Regions from separate parts of the Homo sapiens genome. Here region 2 is linked to region 1. A link is an interaction called in ENCODE POLR2A ChIA-PET data of the cell type or tissue named here. Cell type or tissue: Panc1. All regions are shown on one strand.

Region 1 (8,000 bases):
TCGTGCCACTGTACTCCAGCTTGGGTGACAAAGCAAGACTGTGTCTCAAAAAAAAAAAAAAGGAACATTCTGAGAACAAAAAATATCTCATATCATTTGGATAGCACAAATTAAAAGCTTAGTGGAAGGGTTAGAAGATAAGGATAAAGATGAGGAAATAACTGAGATGGCAGAGCAAAAGGACAAAGCATAGGAGATTAAAGACATGAAAGTTACAGAATTATTCTGGGAGGATCTAACACCCAAGTATGAGGAGTCTCAGAAAGAATATAGAAAATAAAAGGGAGAGGGATCATCAACCAAGTTACTAAAGTAAATTTCTTTAGTTTTTAAAATTTTATTTTATGTGTATTTTTGTTGTTGTTGTTGTTGAGACAGAGTCTTGCTCTGTCTCCCAGGCTAATTTTTACACAAAAATTATCACAACCCCCGGATAATTTTTGTGTTTTTAGTAGAGATGGGGTTTCACCATGTTGGTCGGGCTGGTCTCGAACTCCTGACCTCAAGTGATCCACCTGCCTCCGCCTCCGCCTCCCAAAGTGCTGGAATTACATACGTGAGCCACTGTGCCTGGCCGACTTCTTTAAATTAAATGTGGGACTGGGCCCAGTGGCTCATGCCTGTAATCCCAGCCCTCTGTGAGGCCGAGGAGGGAGGATTGCTTGAGCCCAGGAGTTGGAGACCACAGTGGGTAACATAGTGAGACCCATCTCTACAAAAAATATTTAAAAATTAGCCAGCCATGGTGGCAGGTGCCTGGGGTCCCAGCTACTTGGGAGGCTGAGATGGGAAGTTCACTTGAGCCTAGGAGGTCAAGGCTGCAGTGAGCCTGATCGTGCCACTGCACTCCAGCCTGGGCAACAGAGCAAGACAGTGTCTCAAAACAAAACAAAACAAAAAGATATGAGTTTCCAGATTGAAAATGTGTAACAAGTATCTAACAAAATGGATGAAGATATTTGCCCACTAAAACACATTAATGAACCTTTTTTTTTTTTTTTTGAGACGGAGTCTCACTCTGTTGCCCAGGCTGGAGTGCAGTGGGATGATCTTGGCTCACTGCAAACTCTGCCTCCTGGGTTCAAGTGATCCTCCCACCTCAGCCTCCCAAGTAGTTGAGATTACAGGCTTGAGCCACTGCACCCGGCCTAATGTACTATTTTAAAAAAATACACTAACGTAAAATTTCAGATCACTGGGAACAAATGAAAAGTCATACAAGATTTCAACAGGAAAAAACAGGTTATAAACAAAGCACAAAGAATCAGAATGACATCAGACTTTTCAAATGGCCCTCCTGAAACCAAACCACAGTGGAGCAAATGCCTTCAAAATCCCAAGGAAAAAATATTTCAAAATATAGAATTCTATATCCAACCACATTATCAATCAGTTGTGAGAACAGAATAAAGACGTTTTCAGAAATGAACACAGAAAAAGTTCAGCTCCTGTGCATGCTTTCTAGAGAATTTACTAGAGGACAAGCTCCACCAAAACAAGGGAATAAACCAAGAAAGAGGGGAAAGTGGGAAACAAAGGCAGAAGAGAGACAGTGAGAACTCCCAAGATGGTGGTGAAGGGAGATCTCAGCAGGCCTAGAAAGCTGCCAGAGAGATTGAAACAAACCAGAAGGATCTGCAAAAAAATGTTTCCAAGAAGATGCAACTGAAAGATTAACTGATGTGCTTGGATGTACCAAGCAGCAGTTTGTGCTGCTGAATAAGGGTTTGGGATGAAGTGAGATAGAAAACTAAGAAGTCGGCCGGGCGCGGTGGCTCACGCCTGTAATCCGAGCATTTTGGGAGGCCAAGGCAGGCGGATCACGAGGTCAGGAGATCCAGACCATCCTGGCTAACACGGTGAAACCCCGTCTCTACTAAAAATACAACAAAAAAATTAGCCAGGCGTGGTGGCGGGCACCTGTAGTCCCAGCTACTCGGGAGGCTGAGGCAGGAGAATGGCGGGAACCCGGGAGGCGGAGCTTGCAGTGAGCCAAGATGGCGCCACTGTACTCCAGCCTGGGTGACAGAGTGAGGCTCTGTCTCAAAAAAAAAAGAAAAAAGAAAACCAAGAAGTCAAATAAATAAAAATAAGGCAATATTATTACAAGGAAAACAAAAGACTGTGGAAGAAAAAAAATAACTGCAGTGTTTTACTTAGCACAGGAGATGAAGAGGATTTATACAATCACAATATTGTAAACTTTCAATATTGAGCTAGCCCAAATTATGACTGAAGTATGTTGGAAGAATGATGAAACAGTAAGTAGGGTGAGGGTAGAGGGAGTAGTGGTGCTGGTGAAAGTCAGACAGTTTATTTATTTATTTATTTATTTATTTATTTTGAGACGGGGTTTCACTCTTGTTGCCCAGGCTGGAGTGCAATGGCACAATCTCGGCTCACCACAACCTCCACCTCCCGGGTTCAAGCGATTCTCCTGCCTCAGCCTCCTGAGTAGCTGGGATTATAGGCATGCACCACCATGCCTGGCCAATTTTTGTATTTTTAGTAGAGATGGGGTTTCTCCATGTTATTCAGGCTGGTCTCGAACTCCCGACCTCAGGTGATCTGCCCACCTCAGCCTCCAAAAGTGCTGGGATTACAGGCGTGAGCCACCACGCCTGGCACATTTTTTTTCTTTTGTGGAAAGTTGATACACAATGCTTAAGACTAAACACACACACACACACGCACACACACAGTTATTTAGTGATACAGAGGTAAATTTTAAAAGCAACAGCTACAAGAGTTCAAAGAGTTTGCATCTAAGAGCAAAAAAGCTGAGGAATTCAGGGATGGGGGACAGGAGGCTGTAGTTTCTCATAATAAACATTATGGACCTACTTGATGCTTTAAACTGCATACACGTATACAAATGAAAATTGAAAAGCAGTTGAGAAAGATTTAAATTTGGATAAGTTTCCCATATAATCATATGTGCCATCTTGAATCCTCTCAGCTCCATCAGTTTATGAGGGTCTTGGCCACTTGTTCTGTCCCAACCAGTTCCGCATGGGCACAGCTCCGTGCAGGCACAACCCGACAGTATTCTCACCTCCGGCCCCCACGGGCTGTTCCATGCTTGCTTGTGTTCCAAATGCTATGGGATCCACTCAATGTCCATGCATGTGCCAGATGGTTCCCCAAGATCAAGAAATCAATCGTGATTAACATCAAGCAGTGGCCAGATCAATCACGTACTTTCATATGAGTTCTCCCTTTTTTCCTATTTCCCCCTCTTCTAGCTTTCCTGTGCTTGCGCTCCCTAACACATTACTAGCCCTTCACTTTTACTTCAATTCTCAAGCCCTAGACAGTGGCCCTAGAAAGCAACCTTTGGTTTGAGATTTGGTGTTGGATTGTTCAGATCATACTTAATAGTGAAAGACTGAATGCTTTCTCCCTTAAAATCAGGAACAAGGCAAGGATGTTTTCTGTCACTACTGCTAGTCAACACCAGAAAGGAATTCCTAGCCAATGCAGTAAGGCAAGGAGAAAAGACATACAGCCAAGAAAGAAGAAAGAAAGAAAGAGAGAGAGAGAGAGAAGAAGAAAAAAAGAAAGAAAGAGAAAGAAAGAAAGAAAGAGAGAGAGAGAAAGAAATCTGCCTGTCTTCACACACAAGATTGTATATGTTGGCTGGATGAGGTGGCTCACGCCTGTAATCTCAACACTTTGGGCGGCTGAGGAGGGCAGATCACTTGAGGTCAGGAGTTCAAGACCAGACTGGCCAACATGGTAAAACCCCATCTCTACTAAAAATACAAAAATTAGTCAGGCGTGGTGACACATGCCTGTAGTCCCAGCTACTTGGGAGGCTGACACACGAGAATCACTTGAACCTGGAAGGCAGAGGTTGCAGTGAACCAGCAGCACGCCACTGCACTCCAACCTGGGTGATATAGTGAGACTCTATCTCAAAAAAAAAAAGAAAAAAGACTTTATATGTTTAAAAATCCCATAGAACTAAAAAGTTTAGCAAGGTCACAGGATGTAAATCAATATACAAAGATAAAAAATAAATAGTATATTCCTATACACTCCCAATGAATGACTAGAAATGAAAACTAAGAGATAGTGCTGAAAAAATAAATATTTGAGTATAAATCTGTATGCTGAAGGCTACAGAACATTAATGAAATAATACCTAAATAAATGGAGACATATACCATGTTCATGGATTAGAAGACTCAATATTGTGAAGCTGTCAACTGTGGTCAAGCTGATCTACAGATTCAATCCAATCCCAAAGAAAATCTAAGGATAATTGTTAGTAGAAGTCAACAAGCTAATTCTAAAATTTATATGAAAAAGAAAAGGAAATGGAATAACAAAAAGAGTTTTTAAAAAGAACAAAGTTAGGAGAGTGACATCATCTGATTTCAAGACTTAGTATTAATATAAAGCTACAGTAAGCAGACAGTGTGGGAATGGTAAAGGGACAGACATACAGGTCAGTGGAGCAGAGAATTCATAAATGGAACCACACAAATGTGGCCAAGTGATTTTTATTTATTTATTTTGGAGACAGAGTCTCACTCTGTCACTCAGGTAGGAGTGCAGTGGTGTGATCTCAGCTCACTGCAACCTCCAAGGTTCAAGCACTTCTCGTTCCTCAGCCTCCCAAGTAGCTGGGACTACAGGCAGGCACACACCACCATGCCTGGCTAATTTTTTTATTTTTTTTTTAAAGATGGGTTTTTGCCATATTGGCCAGGCTGGTCTCGATTCCTGACCTCAGGTGATCCACCTGCCTCGGCCTCCCAAAGTGCTGGGATTACAGGCGTGAGCCACCACGCCCGACCTGTATTTTTTTTTTTTTTAAGATGGGTTTTTGCCATATTGGCCAGGCTGGTCTTGACTCCTGACCTCAGGTGATCTGCCCGCATCAGCCTCCCAAAGTGTTGGGATTACAGGCATGAGACACTGCATCCGGCCAGCCAAGTGACTTTTGAGAAAGATGCGAAGGCAATCTAATTGAGAAAGGATAACTTTTTTTTTTTTTTTCCAGAAATGGGGTTGGAAAAACTGGATGGCCACATGTGGGAAAAAAAAAAAGAATGTCAACCCTTATCTCACATGTTATACAAAAATTAACTCAAAATTTATCATACACTTCAATATAAAATGTAAAACAATAGAGCTTTTAGAAAAAAACATTGGGGAATTGTAACCTTGGGATAAGCAAAGTGTTCTTAGATATGACACCAATGCATGATCCATAAAAGAAATAATAAACTAGATTTCCTTCAAAATTTAAACATTTACTTGTATTAATTTTGTTAAGAGAATGAAAAAATAAGGCCAGGCACGGTGGCTCACGCCTATAATCCTAGCACTTTGGGAAGCCGAGGCAGGCAGATCACCTGAGGTCAGGAATTTGAGACCAGCCTGGCCAACATGGTGAAACCCCGTCTCTACTAAAAATACAAAAGTTAGCCAGGCGTGGTGGCATATGTCTGTAATTCCAGCTACTTGGGAGGCTGAGGCAGGAGAATCGCTTGAACCCGGGAGGCGGAGGTGGCAGTGAGCCAAGATCGTGCCACTGCACTCCAGTCTGGGTGACAGAGTGAGAATCTGTCTAAAAAAAAAAAAAAGAATGGAAAAATAAGCCACAGTTTGGGAAAAAATATTTGCAAACCAAATATCCAACAAAAGATTTATATCCAGATTATATAAAGAACTCTAGGAGCTTAACAATAAAAAGACAAACAGGCCAGGCACAGTGGCTCACGCCTATAATTCTAGCACTTTAGGGAGCCAAGGTTCATGGGTCGCTTGAGCCAGGTATTTGAGACCAGCCTGGGCAACATGGTGAAACCCCACTTGTACAAAGAATACAAAAATTAGCCAGGTGTGGTGGTGCACACCTGTGGTCTCAGCTACTTGGGAGGCTGAGGTGGGAGGATCACTTAAGCCTGGGAGGTCAAAGCTGTACTACTGAGCCATGATCACAGCACTGCACTCCAGCCTGGGTGACAGAGCAAGACCCTGTCTCCAAAAAAAAAAAAAAGACAAACAATATGGTTTTTTTTTTTTGACACAGTTTCATTCTTGTGGGTCAGGCTGGAGTGCAATGGCACAATCTTGGCTCACTGCAACCTCCACCTCCTGGATTCAAGCAATTCTCCTGCCTCAGCCTCCCAAGTAGCTGGGATTACAGGCGTGAGCCATCACGCTTGGCTAATTTTTGTATTATTAGTAGAGACGGGGTTTCACCATGTTGGCCAGGCTGGTCTCAAACTCCTGACCTCAAGCAATCCACCCACCTTGGCTTCCCAAAGTGCTGGAATTACAGGCCTGAGCCGCCGCACCGGGCCACAATACAATTTTTTAAATGGGCAAACGATTTGAACAGATACTTATCAAAGAAGATATATGAATGGTAAATTAATGAATGAAAAGATACTCAATGTCATTCCCTAGTCACTAGGAAAATTTATATGAAAACCACATTGGGATGCTATTACACTTATTAAAATGGCTAAGTTCTAAAAAACAAACAATATCAAGTGCTATCAATATCATAGCATGACCAAGCCGGATTTATTCCAGGAAGCAAGAGTGATTCAATAATTTTAAGAGTTTAAAAAATCAACCAACATAAGACTGAGCACGGTGGCTCACGCCTGTAAACCCAACACTTTGGGAGGCTGAGGTGGGAAGATCCCTTGAGCCCAGGAGTTCGAGACCAGCCTGGACAACACAGTGAAACACAGGCCAAGGTGGGGGGATCACCTTAGGTCAGGAGTTTGAGACCAGCCTGGCCAACATGGCGAAACTTCATCTCTACCAAAAATACAAAAATTAGCCAGACGTGGTAGTGCATGCCTGTAATCCCAGCTACTCCAGAGGCTGAGGCAGGAGAATAGCTCGAACCCAGGAGGCAGAGATTGCAGTGAGCCGAGATCTCACCATTGTACTCCAGCCTAGGTGACAGAGTGAGACTCTGTCTCAAAAAAACAAACAAACAAACAAACAAAAAACCAGATTAATAAGAGAAGAACATAACAGAGGGCCAGGCGCGGTGGCTCACACCTGTAATCCCAGTACTTTCGGAGGCCGAGGCGGGCAGATCAGAGGTCAGGGGATCGAGACATCCTGGCCAACATGGTGAAACCCTGTCTCTACTAAAAATACAAAAATCAGCTGGGCGTGGTGGTACATGCCTGTAGTCCCAGCTACTTGGGAGGCTGAGGCAGGAGAATGGCTTGAACCAGGGAGTTGGAGGTTGCAGTGAGCAGAGGTCGCACCACTGCATTCCAGCCTGGTGACAGAGTGAGACTCCTTCTCAAAAAAAAAAAAAAAAAAAAAAGCCGGGCGCAGTGGCTAATGCCTGTAATCCCAGCACTTTGGGAGGCCGAGGTGGGTGGATTACCTGAGGTCAGGTGTTCAAAACCAGCCTGGTCAACAGGGCGAAACCCCGTCTCTACTAAAAATACAAAACTTAGCCTGGTGTGGTGGCATGCACCTGTAGAACCAGCTACTCTGGAGGCTGAGGCAGGAGAATCACTTGAACCCGGGATTGTGCCCCACTGCACTCCAGCCTGGGCAACAGAGCGAGATTCCATTAAAAAAAAAAAAAGAACATAATAAATATATTTCATAATAGTTTTACTTGATTATGGGAGCTTTCAGAATGAAGACCCAAAGACCCAGGGTGAACTGTGCACTTTTATACTTAGGTTCAATCAAGTATAGACAACTGCATAGAAATATGATTGGACCAAAAGGGTGTGATCTAATAGTAAGAGGCTGAGTATGGAAACCCAGCAAGGCCAGTCTGTTTAGACTTTTCTTGGCCTCTCTGTGCACGTTCCTTCCTTCCAGGTATGCGGCAGGACGTTCCCTGGAATGAGGGTCCCATGACCTACAATCAAACAAGGTAGGTCAGAAAAATGTCTTTCTGGCCAGCTGTTACACAGAAAGGTGAAGGAGGGTTAGGGTCATATTTGTAGGCATTGTGGCTGGCTTCAGGGAAGAGGGTTCTGGTTTCTATG
Region 2 (8,000 bases), 180 kb before region 1:
GAGCCACTGCACCCGGCCTCAGGCAGGTATTTTTACCAGCCGAATACTCTTGCACTGTGCACTCTTCGTGTTCATCATCAGTCCCCCGGATGGGTGTTTAAGGCATTTCCAAAGCTCTGTTATTAAAAACACGATGCAATGAGTTTCTTTCAGCATTTCCCCTTGTTGCCGTGTGAATGCGTCCGTGGTATAACTTCCTAAAAGTGGAATCGCTTGGTCAAAGGGTGGGTGCATTTAGCAACCTGATGGCTTTCCAGGAGACAAGTGCTGCCTCCCGGCCACGAGCTTTTAAGAAGAACTGTTGATGGAACCCGAGCTGGAGTCCCAGGGACCGGGGCGAGTTCTCCATCCCAGGGGATTTTCAGATGGGACACTGGGGAGAAGCTGCCCTGCCCATCTGAACTCTATGATCCCAGTACTAACACTGGTAGCTGTGCCATCCCCAGTATAGAGACAGCACCGTGCTCTTGGGAGGGTGAGTCATTGGCCCCCGGCTGCCCAGCAAACAGCATGTGACCCCCACTTCCCAGCCAGGCCTGGGTCCTCTTGGGTTCCGAGATCCCAGCCCCCTGCTGTGATCCTCAGGGATCCCTTCTTGACTGGCGTCTCCCAGAGGCACTTGTGTTCCCCCAGAGCTTGCTCTCCACAAGTTTCTGAAACTCATTGCTGCTGCTGGAGACTCCATTGGGTCTAGCTCTTGGCTGCTCTGGTTGTGCAATCACCCGTCTGCACGTTTTTCTTTCGTGCAGAGAAAGATCTGCCTCATCTTTCTGCAAGAGCATCTTGGTATTTATACACTTTTTGTCTTGATTTTACAATTTTTGGCTGGGCACGGTGGCTTACGCCTGTAATCCCAACACTTTGGGAGGCTGAGGAGGGTGGATCATGAGGTCAGGAGTTCAAGACCAGCCTGGCCAAGATGGTGAAACCCTGTCTCTACTAAAAATACAAAAATTAGCCTGGCGTGGTGGCGGGCACCTGTAATCCCAGCTACTCGGGAGGCTGAGACAGAGAATTGCTTGAACCCGGGAGGCGGAGGTTGCAGTGAGCTGAGATCACACCACTGTGCTCCAGCCTGGGCAACAGAGTGAGACTCCGGCTCGAGAAAAAAAAATTATTTCTTGGTTGGGCAATGTCACTGTTGTTTCTGAAAAAATACACCCTTATTGTACCATAAACTGATGAGTTGAAGCAACACTGGAAACTACAAGAAAGAAGGTAAAAGTCATCAACACGCTTCACCTGGAGATGACTCTGGTTAATGTCTAGGTGGACGTCCTTCTGCAGAGTGTACACATTTCGCCCCATCCCCTCTAATGACAATGAAAACCTCTCTGTTTCTTGCTGAAGGTGGGGTGTGTAAGTCACTGGAGTGGATCTGAGGGCCTGAAAATCTCCATCCCCTCCCCTCCCACAGCGTAAACAAACAGCCTCCCAGCACCCCTCCCGCACTGCCAGGTTGGAAGCCACCGCTCCAGCTCCAGGGAGCAAGGCTTGGTGCCCACTAAGCAGGTGCTAATGATTCCCCCACTCTCAAAGAAAGTTCCATTCACTCCCCAAGGTTCCACTCCCCTACCTTCCAGACACTCCAGTTTGTGTATTGAGTTCACACAAAGCCAAGTTGGCCTCTGTCTGCTTTGTGGTTCTATCTCTAACCCCCACCCACCATCAGCAACAATCGACTTTTTCTAAGCGCAGAGAGGGCCCCAGCTTGGGCCTGGGTGGTCCCATTTGCCTGTGCCTCTCTGGTGACATAGATGGTTGGTTGACCCCTGGGATGTCAGGGGCTTCCTGGGAGGACCTTCGCCTGCAGGGAAGAAAGAGCCTGGCCTTGCTTCTTAGGGAGGAGGCATGACCCCAGGTGGCAGTGTGGTGGTGGCGGCTCTAGGACCCAACTGGACGCAGGCGTAGACATTTCTGTAAGGACAACGGGCACCTGGAACCCACACAACCTTGCTCTGGGGCCTCTTGGAGGCACAGGGCTCTGGCAAATTGGGACATCATCCACCGGGGAGTGGCAGATGTTGCTGTTATTCCCAGTGAGGGGTGGCAGGGGTGAGTGGTGGAGGGTGTGGCAGTTTCCATGGCAGGGGCAGCTTTGCCCTGCGTGGCACCACGGTGGCCTCCCTTAGTCGTTCCTCAGACCTGTTCCTGAGCATTTGTGAGTCTTCCTGGTGCCCGAAGAAACCCTGGGGGCGGCTTGACATGAAACAAGAGCAGGAAGGGGGCAAGAGCCTGTGACACTGTCAGGGTGACCCTGTGGCTTCTTCAGGGGAGGGTGGGTGGTGCAGAAGCTTGGGTTTTGGAATCACACGGACTGGAGAGTGTCCTAGTTGAGTCTTATGCTGACTGGCTGTGTGACCTTGGGCAAGTCACTTAAGGTCTCTGAGCCCCCGTTTCCTCATCCACCCTAGAGGCACAGTAGTGCCCACGTGGTGGGCTTGGATGAAAGACAGAACTCGATGCCCAGGCCTCCTCACCTGGCAGCGCTGCTTTGCTCTGTCTGCTTGCCCTGGCGGTGGTGGCCTGGGAAGAGCTGAGTTACAGAAGTTGGGGGACTTCAGGAAGCCACAGTTCTCATCCCAGTGGCTCCTAAGTCTTGACAGCAGTGGGGTCCAAGCTATATTTCACACCCGCCTTCCCATTGCAATCTTGTTCTTCTTTCTTCTTGAAATGAATCTGACCCAAGTGATCAATACAGAAGGATGCAGGGGTAGGGGCTGTGAGACCTCACCTGGACCTCTCCATTCCCCACCAGATGCCCCCTAGGGTCTATGGAACAGTTGGAAAAACCCCTGGCCCCAAGAGGTGCTGGCGGCAGATAAACGGGGAGGGGGGGCGGTAAGGGGAGTCGTTTTCCAATGCATTCCTCACTGCTCTGGCTTAGAAGAAAGACGCGTCTCGTCTCGGGTGCTTCTGAGGGTCCTGCAGGGCCTGAGGTTGCTAAGCCAGGCGGCCCACCTTTCCCCCTTCCCATAAGACATGAAGACGCCCCTCCGTGTGGCACAGGGCAGAGCTGGCCAGAGCCCTGCTCAGTGTGTCTGGCCACTTGACCTGGGACAAGCCCTCCTTCTGAGCCTCTGCTGTATGGGGCAACCGTAGGGCCCTGGTTCGGAGCCCGGTGTGGGGAGGATAGGAGGAGCTGTCAGGCCCCATGCACTGCCCCTGGTGCCAGTCAGTACCTGATCAGTGGTGCTTGCCATTCTTTTTTCTTTTTTTTTTTTTGAGACAGGGCCTCCCTCTGTCACCCAGGCTGGTGTGCAGTGGCACAATCTCAGCTCACTCTGTAGCCTCGACCTCCTGGGCTCAAGCGATCCTATGTACAGGGCGTGGCAGTTTGCAGGGGCCAGGATCCTGGTCCTTGGTCAAGGCGAGGGAGGCCTCACCGGGCCCAGTTTGCAGATAAGGAAACTGAGGCTCCTTGAAGGCAGGCCACAGACTGCTAGTGGGTGTGGCCCCTTGACCTGACAGGCTATGACTAGGGAAGGGGCACGCTTTCCCCCGCTCCTCGCCCCAGTTTTAGGAACCCCCGCGGCATCCTTGTATATATATATATGTATATACGTATATTTCTTCCTCAGCTCCTCCTTTGTGTCTGAGGCGCTGTGGGGACTGTCAGAGGGGCCTGGAAACCTCCCAAACTCTGGCAAAGATGCCCAAACAGAGCAAGTTTGGCCCTAGAGAGCAGGGAACCAATCCCGGCCCCATCCCACAGAGGGGGAAACCGAGACTCAGCCAGCTGAGGGGCTAGTCCAGGCCCCCTAGGAAGCCGAGGTGGCCTCAGCCTCCAGGCCAGGGCTTCCTAGGACTGCAGTCCTCTCCTGCCCCTCTTCAGCCCCGCCTTCCCCGCAACCCCAGCATCCCCTGTCCTCTGGAGGAAGATTTCCGTGGTCCCGGTTGGGGGTGCCAAACTGCCAGCGACAACAGCGTTTTTTAAATCCTAGAGTCGCTGACTCGTGTGATTATTCTTATTTAAGGCAGGGAAGGTACTGGGAGTGGGGAGCCGGTCACCTCTGGGTGGGGGGCACCTCCGGGTGAGGGCGGCCCCTCCTGTCTGCCTTGTGCCCAGCTCCAACCTGGGGAGGGGGAGGAGAGGGGAAGCAGGAGGAGGAAAGGGGGGGAGGGGGATGGGAGAGGATGAATTAGGAGGATGGAGAAGGGGGAGGAAAAGGAAGGGGGAAGAGGGGGCAGAAGAGGGCGGAAGAGGAAGGGAAGAGGGGGCTGGGGTAAGGGGAGAAGAGGGTAGGAGGGGAGAAGGGGCAGGAGGAGAGGATTAGGGAGGGAGATGAGAGGGGAAGAGGAGGCTAGGGAGGGCGTGGGGTGGAGGGGGTGAGGAAAGGGCTAGGGGAGGAGGATGGGGAGGAAGATGAGGGGAGCACAGAAAAGAACCCCCCCGCCCCCGCCTTGGTGGCTCCCTAAGCAGATAGGAGATACATAATTTACTACGGAAATGCAAAAAGAATTGGGAAACTCTCAATTTATAAATATTTATTTTTACAAGTTCGCCCCTCCCGGCTCCCCCTTGCTGGCCCTGGTCTTTTCTCTCTGGGGCCCTCGGGGCGCAGGTCCCTCCTCTCCGGCTCCCACTCTGGCCCCTCTTCCCCTCCCCGCCTTCCTTCTGCAGTCCCTTCCCCCTCGGGCGGTCTCTGTCTCCCCCAGGTCCTCTCCTTCCTCTCTCCCGCCTGTGTCTCTCCCCCTAGTGCGTCTCTGTCTCTGTCTCTCTTTGTGGCGGGACGGGGGCGATTTTTGAGTCTCCCCCGCCGTGGGTTTCTGTCTCTCTGGCTGTCTCCCCCATCTCTCCATCTGCGTCCTCCCACTTGCCCCGCGCCCCCCGTCTCTCACACCCGAGGACCCCAGCTCCCGCCAGAGGGTCCGGGGGCGGCAAGAGCCCCCGTAGGCTCCCGGGGGATGGGGGGAGGGGTCGTTTCCCTGGCAACAGCCGGTCGGCGGGGCGGGGCGGGAATTGGGTTGAGCCCCGCCCCTGCCCCGCCCCCTCGCCCTGGCCGCGGGTTGGGGGCGCCTGGGTGAGGCTTCCGAAGCACGTGGACCGGGCCGTGGGGGCGGGAGGGGGCTCCCTGGGAGGCCGGCCCGGAGGAGGGGCGGGCAGGTAATCAGCCAATCAGTTAATCAATCGGCGGGTCAATCCATCAATCACAGGCCCCCAGAGCGGCTGGGGTTGAGCGCTCAGGGTGTGGAAAGAGCTGAGTTCTAATCCCTGCTCGGCCTCTTCCTGGCCGTGTGGCCCCCAAGCCCGGAAGCCCCTGCACAGCGCCGAGCCTCGGGGTCCCCTCTGCGCAGTGGGGCTGTGGCAGCACCTGCCTGCGGGGCTGACAGTCCTTCCTGGTGGCCTGGTAGTCCCTGTCCACCCCTCCACCTCACGGATGGGAAACGGGAGCTGCTGAGAGGGGAAGTGGCCGGTGGGCACAGAAGGGATGGAGCGGGGAGGGGCACCAGCCATTTCACAAGCTCGGCTGCATCTGCTGGCCCAGGCCGTTTTTTTTTTGTGAGCGGGGCCTGCGCTGTCCCCATCCTTGGCAGCACCTAGCTCAGTGCCCGACCTGCACAGGTCCTGGCTTCAGGTGGGAGAACCCGAAATGCCCTTTTGATCGCTCCTCCCGGTCCCTCTCCCCTCCTGGGGTGGGGAACTGAGTCCGGGAGAGGCCAGATGGATGCAGGGTTGCTTGGCTAGACCCGTGCCGGCCCCTCCTCTTAAGCCATCCCTAGGCCTGACACATGAGCTGGGGTGGGGCGGTTGTTTGTTAGTGAAGGAGGAGGCCTCAGGCAGCGTCTGCAGGGTCAGCAGCTGGAAGGGTCTCTAGATGCTTCCTGCAACTCAAAGCCAGTTGTTTGTAACCAACACGCAGGTCTGCTCAGCCTTCTAACCAGCACCTCTCCCAGCCCTGTCCCTCCCTCCCTCCCAAGCGGGCTGGGGGCTGGAGTGGAGGCTGATGAAGGGGCTGGTGGGAGGGCCCTCTCCAGGAGGGACTGGGGAGTCACAGGGAAGGTGGCTATTTATAATTTCAGCAGCCCCTTTAAGCCCGGGCTCCAGGCCTGCTGCCAGGCCGGTTCTGTTTGAAGCTCCCAGCTCTAATCCTGCTGCAGTCCTGCTCTCAAATCCAGATCCTTTGGCTGCCTCCCATGCAGGGAACAAGCCCGGCCTGCGGAGCTCTCCCAAGGCTGGGGACAGCTGCAGGGCTACTCCCTCACTGTCCCCAGCCTCCTATGCTGGGCAAGCACATCACACACACACACACACACACACACACACACACACACACACACACACATTTCCCTGTGCTACAAACAACAAATTCATCCTTTTTTATTTTTTTGTAGAGACAGGGGTCTCACTATGTTGCCCAGGCTGGTCTCAAACTCCTGGCCTCAAGCCATCCTACTGCCTTGGCCTCCCAGAGTGCTGGGATTGCAGGCATGAGCCAATGTGCCCGGCCTACAAACGTGCTTTTCATAGACTGGCATTTCATGTCTGTGGCCTGTGGGCCCCAATCCCAAGGCCTGCCCTGCCCTCTGCGGGAAGGATGTTTTCAGAACTTTGTGGCCCTCCCCAAAGGTTCTAGGTTCTATGCCCCACCTCCTTAGAGCCCCAGGGCCCCCAAGTGTGTTCAGAACCCGAACCAGCCTAGGAACTGACAGGAAGAAAGAGTGGAAGTTGTGGTGGGGAGGGGTTGTCGGGTCTTGAAGGAGGGGAGTTGGTTCAGATGCCCAGGGCAGCCCTGTCCCGTCGGGTCCGCCCAGCGGCCTCTGCCCATTCCCATGCTGGGCTCTGTGCCCGGGCTCTCCGTGTCTTACCTGCCCCTGGTGGACGTGTTCTTACTCCCATTTTACAGATGGGGAAGGTGAGGCTGGGAGTATAGGTAACACACCCAAGGTCCCCCAGCTAGTGAGAAGAAGGGTGGGGTTTGAGCCAAACTCTCTGGGGCTCTATGGGTCAGGCTGTCCCCCACTTCTGCACTGGCAGTGTGGGTACTTGGCAACATCCTGCCAGCTTTTCCCTGCTGCTGGTCTGGGGCTTCCACAAGGCCTTCTGGGTGGCAGGGTGGCTTGCGTCTCTGTGTGGCACACTATGGTGTCCAGTCCACATCCCTGGCTGACCGCATGTACTGGGGAGAAAGGAAAGAATAGAGACGCAGGGGAGGCCCCTCGGTCCAGCTGCACTGTTGGTAACGAGGGTCTCAGAGCAGACCCAGAGATCAGGCTGTGGAGCATCTCAGGCAGCTCTAGGGGAAGGGAAGGCATAGAAAAGACTAGAGGGGTCAGTGAGGACCAGGCCCCGAGACTCAGGGAGCCCCATGTCAGACCAGGCACCAGGAAGGGAGTTGAGGCCAGGGATTCTGCTCCAGAACTAGCTGTGTGACCTTAGGTAAGGCCCTTTACCTCTCTGGGCCTCAGTAAAAATAAAGAGGCTGGCCAGGTAAGTGGCTCATGCCTGTAATCTCAGCACTTTGGGAGGCCAAGGCGGGTAGACCACCTGAGGTCGGGAGTTCGAGACCAGCCTGACCAACATGGAGAAAACCCGTCTTTACTAAAAATACAAAAATTAGCCGGGCATGTGGTGGGCACCTGTAATCCCAGCTACTCAGGAGAATCGCTTGAACATGGGAGGCAGGGGTTGTGGTGAGACGAGATCGTGCCATTGCACTCCAGTCTGGGCAACAAGAGTGAAACTCCGTCTCAAAATAAATACATAAATACAGTGGCTCAGTTCTTTAATTTCTGAGAAGGCTTCCAAGTGGAACAGTTCAGAATTCTCTGAATGTTTTATTTTCCACCGAACTTCTCTTGAGCACCAGCAATGTCACAAATGCTGTGCTTAGGTGCAGCGAGCGGGAAGCTACAGGAGACCCCCCCACTCTCGGGGGGATGCGCACTGGGTCCTGGGGGAGCTGAAGTGCAAACGACCCACTGCCTGCACCAGGCCATGTGCTGCTGGAGGCATAGAGCAGCTAATATTGGCTGCCATCTACTCCGCACCTGCTGTA

The links. Peaks named below come from ENCODE experiments on the same cell type or tissue, not always from the same donor. Only the 100,000 strongest peaks of a DNase experiment are listed, where the experiment ranks them.
Region 2: POLR2A ChIA-PET joins it to region 1 with 13 read pairs; 2 of 35 experiments call an interaction of 5 or more read pairs at or near these places.

The regions. Positions count from the first base shown.
Region 1 is chr9:129,528,381-129,536,380 of GRCh38, forward strand. No RefSeq gene overlaps it. Among named protein-coding and RNA genes, the nearest start is that of LINC00963, 44 kb to the left of the region's middle. In Panc1, no CTCF peak of the experiment used is centred here; no DNase peak of the experiment used is centred here.
Region 2 is chr9:129,347,323-129,355,322 of GRCh38, forward strand. LINC01503 (long intergenic non-protein coding RNA 1503) reads left to right here. Exons shown (of 4, transcript NR_120686.1): 4 at 1-155. Among named protein-coding and RNA genes, the nearest start is that of LINC01503, 14 kb to the left of the region's middle. RefSeq lists enhancers at 4,978-5,779, 5,780-6,579. In Panc1, no CTCF peak of the experiment used is centred here; no DNase peak of the experiment used is centred here; H3K4me3 peaks cover 888 bases; H3K27ac peaks cover 4,872 bases.